2 separate regions of the Homo sapiens genome follow, and region 1 is linked to region 2. A link is a loop called in an ENCODE intact Hi-C map of the cell type or tissue named here. Cell type or tissue: PC-3. All regions are shown on one strand. Each heading gives the region's core, and the rest is flanking DNA. Links, peaks and the distances in the headings are about the cores only.

Region 1 (8,341 bases), core at 102-8,101, 51 kb before region 2:
TTGTTGCTGTTATGTCTTTCCTGGCTTGGTACCAGGGTGATACTGGCTTCACAGATGAGTTAGGGAGGATTCCCTCTTTCTCAGTCTTTTGGAATAGTTTCAGTAGGATTGGCACCAATTCTTTGAATGTCTAGTAGAATTCAGCTGTAAATCCATCTGGTCCTGGGCTTTTTTGTTGGCATTTTTCTTTTTTATGGAGTCTTGCTCTGTCACCCAGGCTGGAGTGCAGTGGCACGATCTCAGCTCACTACAAGCTCCGCCTCCTGGGTTCACACCATTCTCCTGCCTCGGCCTCCCAAATAGCTGGGACTACAGGTGCCCGCCACCACACCCGGCTAATTTTTTTGTATTTTTAGTAGAGATGGGGTTTCACCATGTTAGCCAGGATGGTTGCGATCTCCTGACCTCGTGATCCACCCACTTTGGCCTCCCAAAGTGCTGGGATTATAGGCGTGAGCCACTGTGCTCGGCCAGCAACTTTTTTTTAAATTACTCATTCAGTCTCACTGCTTGTTACTGGTCTGTTTAGAGTTTCTGTTTCTTCTTGATTTAATCAAGGAGGGTTATATGTTTCCAGGAATTTATTCATTTCCTCCAGATTTTCTAATTTGTGTGCACAAAGGTGTTCATAGTAGTATCAAATGATCTTTTGTATTTCTGTGCTGTCAGTTGTAATGTCTCTAGTTTTATTACTAATTGAGTTTATTTGAATCTTTTCTTCTCTTGGTTAGTCTAGCTAATGGTCTATCAACTTTGTCTTTTCAAAGAACAAGATTTTTGTTTCATTGATATTTTGTTTTTGTTTTTTGTTTCAATTTTATTTCATTTTGCTCTGGATCTTTGTTATTTATTTTCTTCTGCTAGCTTTGGGTTTAGTTTGTTCTTGTTTCTCTAGTTCCTTGAGATATGACATTAGATTGTCAATTTATGATCTTTCAGAATTTTTTGTGGAGGCACTTTATGCTATAAACTTTTCTCTTAGCATTGCTTTTGCTGTATCCAAGAAGTTTTGATAACTTGTGTCACTGTTATTTATTTCAAAGAATTTTTAAATTTCCATCTTGATTTCATTGTCAATTCAAAAATCATTCCAGGAGCAGGTTGTTTAATTTACATGTGTTTGTAGTTTTCAAGGTTCCTTTTGTAGTTCATTTCTCATTTTATTCTATTCTGATCAGAGAAAATACTTGAAGTGATTTTGATTTTTAAAACATTTATCGAGACTTGTTTTGTAATCCATTATACGGTCTATCTTGGAGACTGTTCCATATGCTGATGAGAAGAATGTGTATCTGCAGTTCTTGGGTAGAATGTTCTGTAAATATCTGTTAGGTCCATTTGTTCTACAGGAGTTTAAGTCCATTGTTTGTTCGTTGACTTTCTCTCTTGATTGTCTGTCTGGTGCTGTCAGTGGGGAGCTGAAGGCCCCCCCTATTATCGTGTTTCTGTTTATCTCATCTCTTAGGTCTAATAGTAAATGTTTCATGAATCTGTGAGCTCTAGTGTTAAATGCATAGAAACTTAGGATTGTAATTCTTCTTGTTGGATTCATCCTCTTATCATTACATAATGACCTTTTGTGTCTCTTTTTTTCTTTACTGTTGTTGCTTTAAAGTCTGTTTTATGTGATATAAGAATAGCTACTTCTGCTCACTTTTGATTTCTATTTGCATGGAATATCTTTTTCCATCCCCTTACCTTGAGTTTTTATGAATCCTCATGTATTAGTCTCATTGCTATAAAGAAATACCTGAGACTGAGTAATTTATTTTTTTTTAAAAAGAGGTTTAGATAGCTCATGGTACTGTAGGTTGTACAGGAAGCGTGATGCTGCTCAGCTTCTGGGGAGGCCTCAGGAAACTTACAGTCATGGCAGAAGGCAAAGAGGAGCAGGCACATCTTACATGACAGGAACAGGAGCAAGAGAGAATGAGAGGGGAGATGCCACACACTTTAAAATGACCAGATCTCACGAGAACTCACTCACTATCACAAGGACAGTACCAGGAGGGGTGGCACTAAACCATTCATGAGAAACCCACCTCCAAGGTCCAGTTACCTCCCACCAGGCCCTCCATACCTCCAAGGTCCAGTTACCTCCCACCAGGCCCTCCATACCTCCAAGGTCCAGTTACCTCCCACCAGGCCCTCCATACCTCCAAGGTCCAGTTACCTCCCACCAGGCCCTCCATACCTCCAAGGTCCAGTTACCTCCCACCAGGCCCTCCATACCTCCAAGGTCCAGTTACCTCCCACCAGGCCCTCCATACCTCCAAGGTCCAGTTACCTCCCACCAGGCCCTCCATACCTCCAAGGTCCAGTTACCTCCCACCAGGCCCTCCATACCTCCAAGGTCCAGTTACCTCCCACCAGGCCCTCCATACCTCCAAGGTCCAGTTACCTCCCACCAGGCCCTCCATACCTCCAAGGTCCAGTTACCTCCCACCAGGCCCTCCATACCTCCAAGGTCCAGTTACCTCCCACCAGGCCCTCCATTCAACATTGGAAATTACAGTTTGAAACGAGATTTGGGCAGGGGCACATATCCAAACTCTATTACCTTACATGTCAAGTGAGTCTCTTGAAGACATCAGATATTTGGTTTGTATTTTCTATCTATTCTGCCCATGTGTATCTTTTAAGTGGAGCATTTAGGCCATTTACATTCAGTGTTAATATTTAAGTGAAGCACTTAGGCCATTTACATTTAATGTTAATACTGCATTCATGATACTCTTCCAGCCATCATGTTAATTGTTGCCTAGATACTTTATTTTATTTATTGCATTATTGTTTTATAGGCCCTGTGGCTATTATGCTTTCAAGAAGTTCTATTATGGTGCATAACAACCTTTTGTTTCAGAATTCAGAACTCCTTTTAGCATTTCTTGTAGGGCTGGCCTGGTAGTGACAAATTCTCTCAGCATTTATTTGTCTGAAAATTACTTTATTTCTCCTTCAATTATGAAACTTAGTTCTGCTGGATACAAAATTCTTGGCTGACAGTTATTCTGTTTAAGGAGCCTCAAGATAGGACCCCACATCCTTTGGGCTTGTAAGGTTTCTCCTGAGAAGTCTGCTGATAGAAGTCAGGAATGGTTTCCCTCCATCCATGCTGGAGACTGGGCATGCATGCAAGGCCCTTCCTTCTGCTGCTCCTACTTAATATTCCCCACCCCTCCCTGTATCAGGTTCAGCACTAGGTAGGGTTAAGGCTTTCTCTGTGGACTGGATTGCCAGGTTCCCTGGAGGCAGTCCGTCCCACTGTCATACTCACAGTTCTTCACCTGGCTCATGGTGTAGGCTGCAGCCTGCTGCTTCTTTCAAAGGGTCTGTGGTTTCTTTCCATTTTTCTGTTAAATTCCTTCATTGTTTCTTGGAAGAAAGTTAATGGTGTGTCTCTGCAGACTATTTTTTCTTTCCAAGGGGGAGACGCATGCTAACACTGCCTCCAATCCACCATATTGAAAAAAAGAAGTTTTCCTATTTTTAAAGTAAAATCCTTTTCTTGAAATTGGGCTTTTGAAACATTTGCCTAGGTACTTTGCAAGATGAACCAAACTTCTAATATCAAAGGGAACTTGGCCCACCAAAGGGTAGAAGCTGTAGGCTCTCTCCTCCTGCTGTTTGTCATCAAGGCCCACACAGGGGTCCTGGCCCCAGCTGCAAGATGGGCTTTGTGTGAGCTCACAGGAGCAAAGCACGTGCCAGGTGCCCCGAGACTTAAATGTTCTCTCTGCTTTTATATCTTTTCATCATTTCATAGTTTCTGAAATTATTTGACATATTACTTGACTATAAAGGAAAAAAAATCAGAGATTTTATTAAAACTCTGTAAACATTCCTAATTAAACCTCACATGTTGTTCACAAACCTTTTATGTTTTAAGCTGCTTCAGGACAGAGAATTGATTCTCCTCTCATTTTTCACTGACAGATCTGGTGGTACTTAGAGCCAGTAACATGCAGCAGTTAATTATGCTGCTGTCCCACATGTGTACATTTTGTTTTCTTGCCTGTATTTGTTATAAAGAGGGTTCATGTTACATTCCTCTGCACCCTCCAGAATGATTAGGTGGGCGTGAGATCCTCACATACTGAACACACACTTAGTAACTTTCTTGTTGACTGGTTATTCTGTTGTTTCATGTTATTTTAATGAGACTGGGAAAAAAGCCATTGCTCAAATCTGGTTATTCTTTATTAAAGTTCTCATATTGGAATTATTAAGGACTAATGTCATTAGGGACATTTCTACTTTTGATATAGAAACAAGCTGCTTAGGGAAAAATCTCCTGTTTTCATGCTTGACAGTGTAGTTTCTCGTAGTTAAAACAAGTCTTTATGTACTGTTTTATCTCCTGTGCTAAAACAGAACGGTGAAATCTAAGGCAAACATTGTGTGTGTGCTTCGACACTCTCGTAAATTACTCTTGCCATTAATTTAACCACAGTTGTGTTATCACTTGACCTAAAGGGGCTCCTGGATGATTGGGAAACCAGCAGAGAGGCTAATGGGCCAACAATCTTGGCAGCCAACCTCCGTGTATGTCTTGGAAAATTCCTTCAGGATGTTTGCTTTGGCATTTGATTGTTCCTATCTTCAGATTACCTTATTTTATAGTATATTGAATGTTGCATCATTAACAAATACCTGGTTGATATCTTTATTACTGTGGCTTCAGGCAGTAATACAAAGATTTTTCTCTAAAATACAAAGTGTATTTGAAAGCTTTTCTTTACATGTATATCAGTTTCAAACTTTACAATTAAATTTTATTCCCAGGAAACTCTCAGGATGTTCTTTTGTGTATTCATAAGGTATAATTTGATGGCAACTTATATTATTTTTCAGAAAGGAAAATAGTTTCGTATCCAAAAGTTTGAATTGTCTTATTTAAGAAAGTTGACACACTTTAATCACAGGAAACAGTATGATTTGACTTTTCTAAACCACATAAAAGTATTTCTAAATATTTTTGCAGATCTCTTCTTCTCTTTAAAGTGAGAATAATCTTCTTTAATTTTGGAGACTGTGCTAACCATTATCTTTGCTATTAAGGATTAGTTTTGTAACTAAATATGTGTTGAGTCCTGGGCTCACACTTCAGGGATACATCAGGAGACAAGTAAGGCCTCTGACCTCGTAAAATTTACCTGGGAGAGACAGGTAGTTCCAAGTAAACAAATGAATAAACAAGATGATGATAGATGGCTGTGAATTCTATGAAGGAAACAATGACTCAGGTCATGGAGGTGATAGTTTGCTTTGGTGGGTGATCGGGAAGGCTGCTCTAGGGAGGTGACATTTGCATAGCTTCCTAAGTATAAGAAGGAGCCAGAGATGCTGCTGGTACCAGGGCTCAGAGCATTTCAGGCCATGGAGTTGACATGTTCAAAGAGCCCAAAGCAGAAAAGCTGTTTGGTCAAGAAACAGGAAGAAAATGACTGTGGCTGTAGTATCATAAGCCAGGCAAAGGGTCAAGGCAGGGTGGGAGAGTTAGGCAGGAACCAGATCCTGCAGGCCCTGGAGGCCATTGAGGTTCTTCCCATTCTGAGTACAGTGGGGAGCTTCTGTATGCCTGGAAGCTGGGGGCGTTGTGATCTTTTGATTTGACTCCTGGGAGACCAGGGAGGAGCCCTGCCATGGTAGACTTCCAGGGGAAACATCTCTGTGGCTGTTTTCCTGTGCGGGCAAGTTACTTTGTCTAAAGCCCAGTTTCCACATTAGTGAACAAGATTAATGATGGCATCTACACAGTAGGGTTGGTGTGACAGTTCCATAAGAACATGCATGTGAAACGGTTAATCCAGTGCTTGGAGAAAAGCAAATGCTCTACAGCAGAGGTCCGCAACCCTTGGGTAGGAACCAGGCCAGTCCATGGCCTGTTAGGAACCAGGCTGCACAGCAGGAGGCGCAGGGTGGGCAAGTGAGCGAAGTCTCATCTGTATTTACAGCCATTCCCCATCACTTGCATTCCTGCCTGAGCCCCACCTCCTGTCAGATCAGTGGCAGCATATGATTCTCATAGGACCGTGAACCTTATTGTGAACTGTGCGTGTGAGGGTCCTAGGTTGCACGCTACTTATGAGAATCTAATGCCTGATGATCTGTCACTGTCTCCCATCACCCCCAGATGGGACTGTCTAGTTGTAAGAAAACAAGTTCAGAGCTTCCACTGATTCTGCGTTATGGTGAGTTGTATAACGATTTCATTATGTATTACAGTGTAATAATAATAGAATTAAAGTACACAATAAATGTAATGCACTTGAATCATTCCAAAACCATCCCCCAACCCTCTGGTCTGTGGATAAATTGTTTTTCATGAAACTGGTCCCTGGTGCCAAGAAGGTTGGGGACTGCTGCTCTACAGCATTATAACGATATTGTCATGTTGTTTTAAAGATGGATAGGACATTTCACTGCCTTCCTGAAGCGCATGGCAGTGGGCATATGAACAGACATTTACTGGGCAGTAGTTACCTTGTTAGAGAAATGGGTACAAGAGTATACCTGTTCACCTAGGAAAGAAGTTCATTCTGAGGAAAGGGTCAGAAAAGTCTTCCTAAAGGAGCAGAGTCTAAATGTGGCTAAATAAACAAGGAATGGCCCTGCGACTTGGCCCAGGTGCCCCCACAATATAGACCCCTTGGACCTTCAGTGGTGCCATTGGATTCTCTCCTTTGGTTAGTGCACTGTTCCCTGAAAGCTTCTGTGAGCTGCAAACCCATATGCCTGACACCCAGGAATGCTGATTGCTGTTGGCCACAAGCTTGTCTTAAGGGGATGGGCACCAAGGCGTGCCCATGTGGCTGGGGCATGGCAGGGTGCCAGGAGGCAGGTGCTGCGTCCCTGGAGAAGCAGATCTTGCACAGCGGGGAGCAGGCTGAAGGCACCAGGAACCCTCTGCCAGCACACCCCTGAGATAAGCACTTCCTTCAAAGCTGAGTCCGGCTGCTCAGCGAATTGATGGATGATGAAGACATTGTCTTCCTTTGTTAGGATAAGAAGGATAATGATCTTTCTCCTTCCAAGTCGTCTGGGAGCTCAGGCTCTGTGTTGTGATAAAGTACAATTGGGGTTGTTTGTCTTTCCATGCTTACAGAAATCCTATTCCTCAAGAAAAGAAAGAAAGAGCCTACAAAGAACTTAAAACTAAGTAAGGACTTCAAAAAAGAAAGGTGGAGAGAGGGGAAAAGATGACTGCTACACATTTTCCCTTTGCTTCCCACGGGAATGGCTTCATTCTTGCCTTGAGTGTCTTAGATATGTCTCTCCCCCACCCGCAGCACTGGCTTTTCTGTCTTTTACCATTGAATTAGGCCTGGTCTAGACTTCAGTATTTATACCTGAGAGTACAGAAAAGAGGCTTTTCAAGAATACGTCAGTTCTGTTAGAATAAGATCCCATCCGTCATCAGATACCTTTCTACAGCTTTCTGTCACAGTATTTGATCACTGATCATAGAACCTGGACTAGAGATTTCATGTGGAGAATGTACTCCCTTCAAAAGGAAAACCATTCAACAATTTAATATTTAATTGATTAAATACATGTGATTTGCTAATGTTAAGGTATTATAGTCACAGCCCCTCACTTGTTGACAAGTCCTATATCAAGTAATCATAGTGATTAAAAACAAAACCGAGAGTCAGGAATCAGCAAATCAGGCTTTCCACTGCCAAAATGAACATTATATTAATTCATGACTTTATTTAAAAGAGAGAGCACCTCAGACCCTAATTCAAAGACTGTTTCATCTCAGCCCACAAACATCGAAATATCAGATGAGAAACATTTTGAGAGGCAGGTGTGCAGACGGCAGCAAGTCGTGAGCCGGCTGCCTGACAGCAAAGGAGGAAGCGTTTAAAGTATGGAGCCAGGAATTCAAAACAACAACACGTTGACGCCATGGTGCACATCCAGGGCAACAGAAAGAGCTCTGGACTTAGACTCAGAGGGACGGGAAAAACTCAGAGGCTGCAGATAGACCAGGAGGTAGAGGCCTTGATCACTCCTTGTGTAGCCAGACCCGTTGCTTAAAATCTCTGAACTTCCTTATTGTAAAATATGAAGGAAAATCATTACTATTCTTAGAATTAAATATTTGTGAAAGGAGCTTTAGAATGATAGAAGTACCATAGGGATGTTATTATCTTTTTTACTCTCTTTTCAACCTGTCAATTACCTGTTTAAATATGAACTAGTTATTCGCCCTTCCAGAGTCTCAGTTTCCTCTTAAATTAAGAATAATAAGTTTATCCCATTTGCTCATTTCACATCAGTCCTTTAAGTGCTTTGCATTTTGTTACATCTTATGTAAGTGGTGATATTAGCA
Region 2 (8,341 bases), core at 256-8,255:
AGGATACAACTCAGGAATAGCGAAATTGAGGAGATGCATAGGGCAGGTGTGGGGGAGGGTGCAGTACTCCCAAGCTCTCTCCAGGCGCAAGGTGCCCCGTCCTCCCAGTACCTCTGTGTGTCCAACACCCCGGAGGCTCTTCCAACCCCATTGCTGGAGGGTTTTCATGGAAGGTTCATTATAGAAGCATGACTGATTAAATCGTTGGTCCTAGGTGATTGAACTCAACCTTCAGGCCCCCTCCCCTCCCAGGAGACTGGGGAGTGGGGCTGAAAGTTCCAAGTTTCTAATCAAGGCTTGGTCTTTCTGGTGACCAGCACCCATCCTGAAGCTATCTAGGGGCCTGCCAAGAGTTGCCTTGTTAGAACAAAAGACTCCTATAACCCTTATCACTCATGAAATTCCATACGTTTTAGTAGCTCTGTGCCAGGAACTGGGCACAAAGACCAAACGTATCTTTCTCATTATACCACAGTTCCTTAGAAGCAAGTTGTCAAGTCCAGCCCACAGTCAAGCAGAGGGCAGTTAAGTTCCACTCTGCAGGGAAGAGTATCAAAGAATTCGTGGGCATATGTTAAAACCGCCACTGTACTTAATAAATATTCTGAGGGATATACTTTGAGGCAATGCAAATATCTGTTTTTCCTAAACTTTCAGCCACCCATTTTAGCATTCGGCAGTGGCTCTTGCTTACAGCATTTCTATCGTAATGTTCTAACGGTGATTTTTCTCATTTCCCTCATTCTTCCTACATTTGTTTTTTGGAATTTTTCTGTAAAGGAAATCTGTCCCATCTCCCATTTATATATTCAATCATTTATTTATATCATTTTGGATATATGAATATTTATGTTATTCTCTGGGTTATAATCTTCTATTTAGGTTGGTGCAAAAATAATGGTAGTTTTTGTCATTAACACTAATGCGAAACTGTAATTATTTTTGTACCAACCTAATAGATTTAATTTGTAGGTCAAATGGCTCCTACTGTGGCCTTGAGAGCTTTCTCCAGTTGGCCACTGTGTTTGTTTGACGTGCTCTTATCTTTTTCTTTTCTTGGCACTTACTCTGCACTGTGAGATCCTCCAGCCTTGTTCTGTGTGTCACCTGCACCCGCCCAGAGTCAGCCATTTCTTTAAGAACCCTGGTGCCTTTTATGGGGAAATAGGATTAGAAACCAAGACTGAAGCATGGAGTGTGCTTGTAGCCCCTGTGCTGTCACATCCTCTAGGCCTCTCAGTGGACCCAGCTAGGAAACAGGTATATGTATTCCAACCCATGTATACACACAAGTCTCTGTTCCTGTCTGTATCCATCTGTATCTATTTAAAAATAACCGTGAGTTTCTACAAGTATTTCTGAGTCTAATCCAGTACCATGGGGTTCATTCTGTTTTCCTCCCTTGGTTACTTGTAATTTATTTCTCTGACAGGGAGAAACCTGACTCGCATTATCCACAGTTTATTTAGGTGTTCAATGGTAGCATTTGTGTAAACTACCCTTAGGATTGCTGACGTGTATCCTGCGAGAAACAAATTTACCAACCAAAATACAGGCTTTACCTATGGCTCATTTTTCCTTTATCCTGCAATAATCAGTCAAATCACTGTTTCCCAAGGGGTTTGGATCATAATTCTGAAAGAAATGCTGTAAAATGCTGTACTTTCTGAAGTCTAAATCCCAAAAGATCAATCTCTAAATAGAAAGTGGGAATGTTTAATAGGGAATGCTCATGTTGGTGGCTATTGAATCATAGAAACATTTTTAAAAGAGCAGTGCTATATAGAAAATAAATGTGTATGTATTTTCTGAGGAGAGCCATGTCCTATAAGAAAAAAAGTAGCTGTGCATCCTGATGCATGACTTTAAAGTATTAGTTAATGATGGTGAAAGCCAGCGACTGTGGACTGTCTCCCTGCAGTTACCCATAATCTGTCCTTGAAATACGCTTTTATCATATGTTGAATTTTCTTTTTAGTTTTCTCTGTTTTTTCTTTTTAAATTTTTTTCATTATTATTATTATTATTATTATTATTATTTGGAGGCGGAATTTTGCTCTTGTCGCCCAGGCTGGAGTGCAGCCTTAGCTCATTGCAACCTCCACCTCCCGGGTTCAGGCGATTCTTCTGCCTCAGCCTCCTGAGTAGCTGGGACTACAGGGGCATGCCACCATGCCTGGCTAATTTTTTGTATTTTTAGCAGAGACGGGGTTTCACCATGTTGGCCAGGCTGGTCTCGAACTCCTGACCTCAGGTGATCCACCCACCTGGGCCTCCCAAAGTGCTGGGATTACAGGTGTGAGCCACTGTGCCCAGGCTTTTCCCCATTATTTTAAGTTGTCCGCATTCTTTTGTTTTACAATTTGCTGTGCTATATATTTCCTTTTCCCATCATTTCCAATACTGGGGGTATAAATTTTGTAGAGACCTTGAGAGGGCTCTGATTTGTTTTATGTATTTTTTTTTCAAATTTGACTGCACAAAAGAGCATTATCATAACGTTGACTGTTTACGCATTGTGCATGTTTGTAAAAACATGGAAAATTCCTCCATAAATAAAGAGATGTCTTTTTTGCATATCTGCATTTGTGAAAGATAAAATTTCTCGAGGTCTCGGCCATTTGGGTGGCTGCATATACAGTGATGATCCAGTGCAGTTTTTGATCAATTTCAACAGAAGACTCAGGTTGTCCGTCATGGTATTTCAGATGACCACAGTTACAAAGCTGGGTGCACACAATTACCAACCACAGCAATGTGCATGCATACATTCCCCTTGTTGACCTGTTACCTGTTTCTTTCTGAATACAGTTTGCTCATAGCTCTTATTCTTGTGTGACTGTCATTAGTATACCTGAATGTTTATCCTTGCAAAAAATGTATGTTATTATTGTTCATTTTATTGCACAAAGTGACCTATGAAGTGTTCGGTCACGTTTTTATGTTTGCCAAATAAATCTCTTTTTGTACATGTAAATAAATGTCTTTTAAGGAATTAAAACATTTTCCTCAGAATAATAGTTTTGGAATAATTTTGATCTTTCAGGATTGTGATTTGGGGGACTTTTAGACTTCAGGGATTTTGATCTTTTGGGATTTCTGCATTTGGATGTGGTGTTTGGGATTGTGTCTTTTGGGATGATAACCGGCTCCTGGCAACCACTGATCTGTTTCTGACTTTTCCGTTTTTGCCTTTCTCAGTAGGCAATATCATTAGGATCATACGGCACGTAGCCATCTGGGTGTTTAACTTAGCAGAAAGCATTTAAGATCTATTTATGCTGTTGTGTGAATCAACAGTTCATTCCTTTTAACGCTGAGTAGTGAAGTATTTCATTGTCTGGAATGTATCACAATTTGTTGAACTCTTCATCTGTTGAAGAATGTTTTGGTTGTTGGGATGGTTATGAATTAAGCTGCTATGAGCATTTGCCTACATGTAATTTTTTGGGAACTTACATTTTCAATTCACTTGAGTTAGATACGTAGGAGTGGGTCAGATAAGTATGTGTGTAATTTTTATGTAAAGATTTGTAAATATTTTGTGAATCTGTAACAGAATGAGTAGCACTTTTTCCAGGTGAGCGTGTGGATTGCCAAGTTGCATAGAGCTTTTTAAGTTGACTGATTTTTTTCTAATTTCATTGAAAAATCCAGTAGTTTTTTTTTTATCAAGCCCCCCCTCCTTTTTTTTTTTTTTTTTTTTGCTCTTGCTGATGATCTATTTAGTTATTAGGTGGCAACTCATGTCAACAAGTGAATTCACATGCCATTTCATCTTTTCTTGCCTTAACACGGTGAAACCCCATCTCTACTAAAAATACAAAAACTTAGCCAGGCGTGGTGGTGGGCACCTGTAGTCCCAGTTACTCGGAAGGCTGAGGCAGGAGAATGGCCTGAACCCGGGAGGCGGAGCTTGCAGTGAGCCGAGATCATGCCACTGCACTCCAGCCTGGGCGACAGAGTGAGACTCCATCTCAAAAAAAAAAAAAATAATAATAATAGGCCTAATCATTGTACAAGGATGAAGGTAGGGAAAAAAAGAAATAGGAAGAAGCAAAGGCAGAAAACATCTAGGATGCTGGAGCGCAGAGAACACAGGAATGACTCAGGAGTTTTGATACAAGTTTGATTAGAGAAAATATGCAAGTACTGCAGTGACTAAGTAGCAGATTATAGTTATGAAATCATGCAGGACAGGAACGCTGAGGTTAAATACAAACTGACAACAAAAATCATAAGAATAATATGTAAAAGCAAGTATGAAGCCTTTGTATTTGCTTGCGACTTGCAGTTTGAATAGCAAAATGATCTTTCACATCAGGCTCAGTGTGTTAAATCCAGCCTTAGGCAAGAATAAGCAAATATTGTTTCCATATGACAAGCCTTTAGCTGCTAGTGAAATGCTTTCTTTGTAGTGAACTGTAGGCACAAACTATCAGCAGATGACTGTGTATCTGAGCATATCTTTAACCACAGTTAGCTACAAATTATTTATAGAGGTTAAATAAATGTTTACACTGAATGATTCAGGAATGAGCACATAACAGCGGTTTGGGGGATTATATTTCTGCTATTGAAATCTAAATACTCCTACAACAATCCTTTCAGCTTAGATCCGTGGTTTCTAGTTGAGGAAGCAGTACCTCCTATGGGACATTCTGGGTCTCCTATGGGACGTACTGGGTGTTCTGTGGGCATTTTTGGTGGTCCTGATGATGGCATTTGTGGAGAGGACAGAAAACAGACTGCACCTGCTGCAGCGCTTGGATAGTCCTGCAGGATGAAGGGCGGCTCTGCGCCCTCATAGATCTCCTGCACGACCCTCTAGATGTTTACGTAGGTAAAAGCAAAAAACAACAACAAAAAACTAGTACTTCATTTTTCTTAAACATGCATGGTATTTTTGTGGTATTTTTAACTTTCACCGATACTTGCTGCAAATGCAATTACTGAGTAAATTGAGGGAAAATTGTGCTTTGGTTGGTTGGGTACTTTTAGCGATAGCCATTCTCCATTTCAGCAATGCCCTTGTGGTGTTTGAGCGGCCAGTGCAACACCTGTGAATCAGTCTTCATTTGTAGCTGTGGCATGCAAATATTTAACAGAGGGGATGTAACATTCACTGTAATAGACTTAAAACCAAATATGTTTTAATTAGATGAAGACCATGAAGTGTGAAGAGACCACTGACTTTTACTAATAGTTTTTAAAAAATCACTGTCATTTATGTAGTTTTTGTTTCCGTAGTATGACAGTATGAATATGTTATAAAATCACACATTTAAATGATTGATTTTTGAGGTTGCCTACAGGTTTTTAGTCTTATGCTGATGTGTGCACAAGTCTACAACATAACTGTGTTCTAGCCTCCTGGTTCTTTCCCTCTTAAGCATCAGAGACTGGATCTTTTGCTTGGCACGTGATAGGAATTCAAGATAGGAGAGTAATTTTCTGGGATCCTTTTTCAGTACCCTATCCTGTGTCAACATAGGACATTATTTTGACACTTCACTTAAAAATAAGCCTCCTTATTCCTGAGAAAGCCATAAATTTCTTTTTCTTTAATAATGAGTAATTTGTCTTGGATAAACTGTCTTTAATAAATTTTTTTGTCTTGTCATTTACAAATAAGCATAGTCTTATTTTTTCTAATCTTAGTACTTTTGATTGTTTAATATTTCAGTTTTTAAAATCAAGGCATAACTTACATGTAGCAAAATACAGAAGTCTTAAGCATACAACTCGATCATTTTTTTCAACATTTTATTATAAACATTTTCATACGTACAGAAAAGCCAAAAGAATTGTAAAGTGAACATCCATATACTCACCACCTAGATTCTGCAACGAACATTTTGCTATATTTACTTCATCGCATCTATACATCTTCATGTCCCTCCATTCTTCCACCAGTCCATCTTATTTGATACATTTCAAAGCTGCAGGCATCAGTACACGTTGCCCCTAAACACTTCACCATGCATATCATTAGAGTTTCATGTGTTTACTTGTTAAGCTAAAATTTGCACACAATAAAATGGATAAATATTAAACATAAAATATTGAACATAAAACACATATTTTTATTATTCCTTTCACATGAGATTCATAGATGCCAGAATAACAGTTACCTTTTTAGGGGTGGTGGTAAGAATGCAAATATTTTATATCTCTATCTAGGTGGTGTTTTCATGAGTGTATAGTTTAAAATTCATTCATGACATATTCATACATTAGAATAGTATTTACTGATAATAAGCAACAAACTAACATATAAATGCTCCTCACATGATTTTACGAATGTATGCATCCGTGTCCTATAAGTCCATTAAGGTATGAAATATCACTGCCACTGTTACCTCAGACAGTTCTCTCATGCCCCTTCCCAGTCAAACCTAACCCTAACCCAAAAGGAAACCACAATTTTGAAAATTTTTGCCATAGAAAATACAGCCTTGGTATGGGGATTTGTGGATGGTCTGGAAACCCTTCAGGGGACCCTGGGGGTCAAAGCTATGAGTAGTATTGTTATAATACTCGTATTTTTATAATTCTACTTTGGCATTTTCCCTTTTCTATCTCATTCTGTTGTGAATGGGGATTTTCAGATGCTACAGTAATTTCTTGCATTGTAATATTTTTGCTCCTAGGTTCTGTATTTAAGGGAGATTGATGAGCTGAGGAAAGAATGAATGCTTTAAAACTTGATCTAAGGCGGTATTCTCCATCCTACTGGACAAAATACCCCCCTTTTTTACAACAAATATTTAATCATGGCCCTATTATTCTCCTGCGATGCAATTCATAGATTAAAATAACCATCCTAGGCCGGGCACAGTGACTCATGCCTGTAATCCCAACACTTTGGGAGGCCGAGGCGGGTGGATCACCTGAGCTCAGGAGTTCGAGACCAGCCTGACCAACATGGTGAAATCCCGCCTCTACTAATAATACAAAAATTAGCTGGGCATGGTGGCCCTTGTAATCCCAGCTAATTGGGAGGCTGAGGCAAGAGAATTGCTGGAATCCGAGAAGCAGAGGTTGCAGCGAGCAGGGATTGCGCCACCGCACTCTAGCCTGGGCGACAGAGTGAGACTCTGTCTCAAAAAATAAAAAAATCTAAAAAAAAATAATCATCCTAAACATACAATTTAAAAAAAATCAATATAATATTCTAGCTTTGATATAAAGGAGACATAAAAGTAATTCATAATGAATATGTATTTTAATATGTAAATTGAATTCAGAAACAGATAGGAAAATCCAGCTGTCTTTTATTAAGCTAAACATTAAAGGCATTTTTAAAAATAAAAAGTGCCATACTTTTACTTTGTTTTGGAAAGTATTATTTTTCATAAAACATGTTATATAGTCTAATATGTAAGGTTTATTGTCATTTTTAATGAATTATGAATCTCAAGTATCTCAGTATAAAATGTAATATGGTAAGTGTACATATATAACAACATAAAACAAAACTTTTTGGTTTTCTTTTAATAATTATAGTTTTTAAACTGTATAAGGATACTGAGAGCAAAAAATTTGAGAATCACTGGTTTAGCTTGTACTAGAACAATATAAGTGAATTATATAGTGTGTGGCTTTAAAAAAAAATCTAGTGCTTATTTTACTCAGGATAATGTTTCTGAGATGCATCCATATATTAGTAGTTTGTTCCTTATTATCAATAAACAGTATTCCATTGTATGAATATACCACCAATGAATTTTAAAATATATGCCCATGAAAATACCATCCAGATAGGGAAATACAGTATTTGCATCCTTACCACCTTGCCCCTAAAGGTGACTGTTATTCTCCATCTAAGAATCTCACATGCAAGGAAACAGAGTTTGTTCTTTTATGTCTGACTTCCTTGGCTCAACGTTATGCTTGTAAGATTCACCTGCGCTGTGGTGAATGGTTTGTTTTCTTTCCTTTTAACGCTAGTTCTCGTTGTAGTGTCCACCTGTATCTGTGCTCTTTTGTTCTCCTGTATTTTCACATGGAATAGCTTTTAATCTTCTACTATTTCTACATCCAGACATACTCATTATACGAAGGTGGAAGTATCTAACAACTTCATTATGCTTTCAGTGTAGTCAGCCATCAGAATTTACATATTGAAATGCAAAGTCATTATGAATTGCCTTCTTTGGTTTCTCCTTTACATCACTGTTAGGGCATTATATTGATTTTTTTTAAAAATTCTATGTAAAAGGCTGGCTGTTTTATCTGGATTCTATTTCAGGGGATTAAAGGAGGCATTATTAAATATTAGCTGTTAAAAAGCAAGGGAATATTGAGTCCAGCAGGATTCAGACTACCTCCTTAGATC

The links. Peaks named below come from ENCODE experiments on the same cell type or tissue, not always from the same donor. Only the 100,000 strongest peaks of a DNase experiment are listed, where the experiment ranks them.
Region 1: a loop joins it to region 2, with 6 times the contacts of the local background. A loop is called at or near these places in 2 of 110 quality-filtered maps.

What each region holds. Positions count from the first base shown.
Region 1 is chr7:3,706,230-3,714,570 of GRCh38, forward strand. All of the region lies in intron 4 of SDK1 (sidekick cell adhesion molecule 1), which reads left to right. Among named protein-coding and RNA genes, the nearest start is that of SDK1-AS1, 360 kb to the left of the region's middle. RefSeq lists enhancers at 6,308-6,809, 6,810-7,309. In PC-3, for the core only: no CTCF peak of the experiment used is centred there; no DNase peak of the experiment used is centred there.
Region 2 is chr7:3,757,575-3,765,915 of GRCh38, forward strand. The region is part of intron 4 of SDK1 (sidekick cell adhesion molecule 1); the gene reads left to right. Among named protein-coding and RNA genes, the nearest start is that of SDK1-AS1, 410 kb to the left of the region's middle. In PC-3, for the core only: a CTCF peak has its summit at 4,653; a DNase peak (open chromatin) is centred at 4,357; H3K4me3 peaks cover 937 bases; H3K27ac peaks cover 1,947 bases.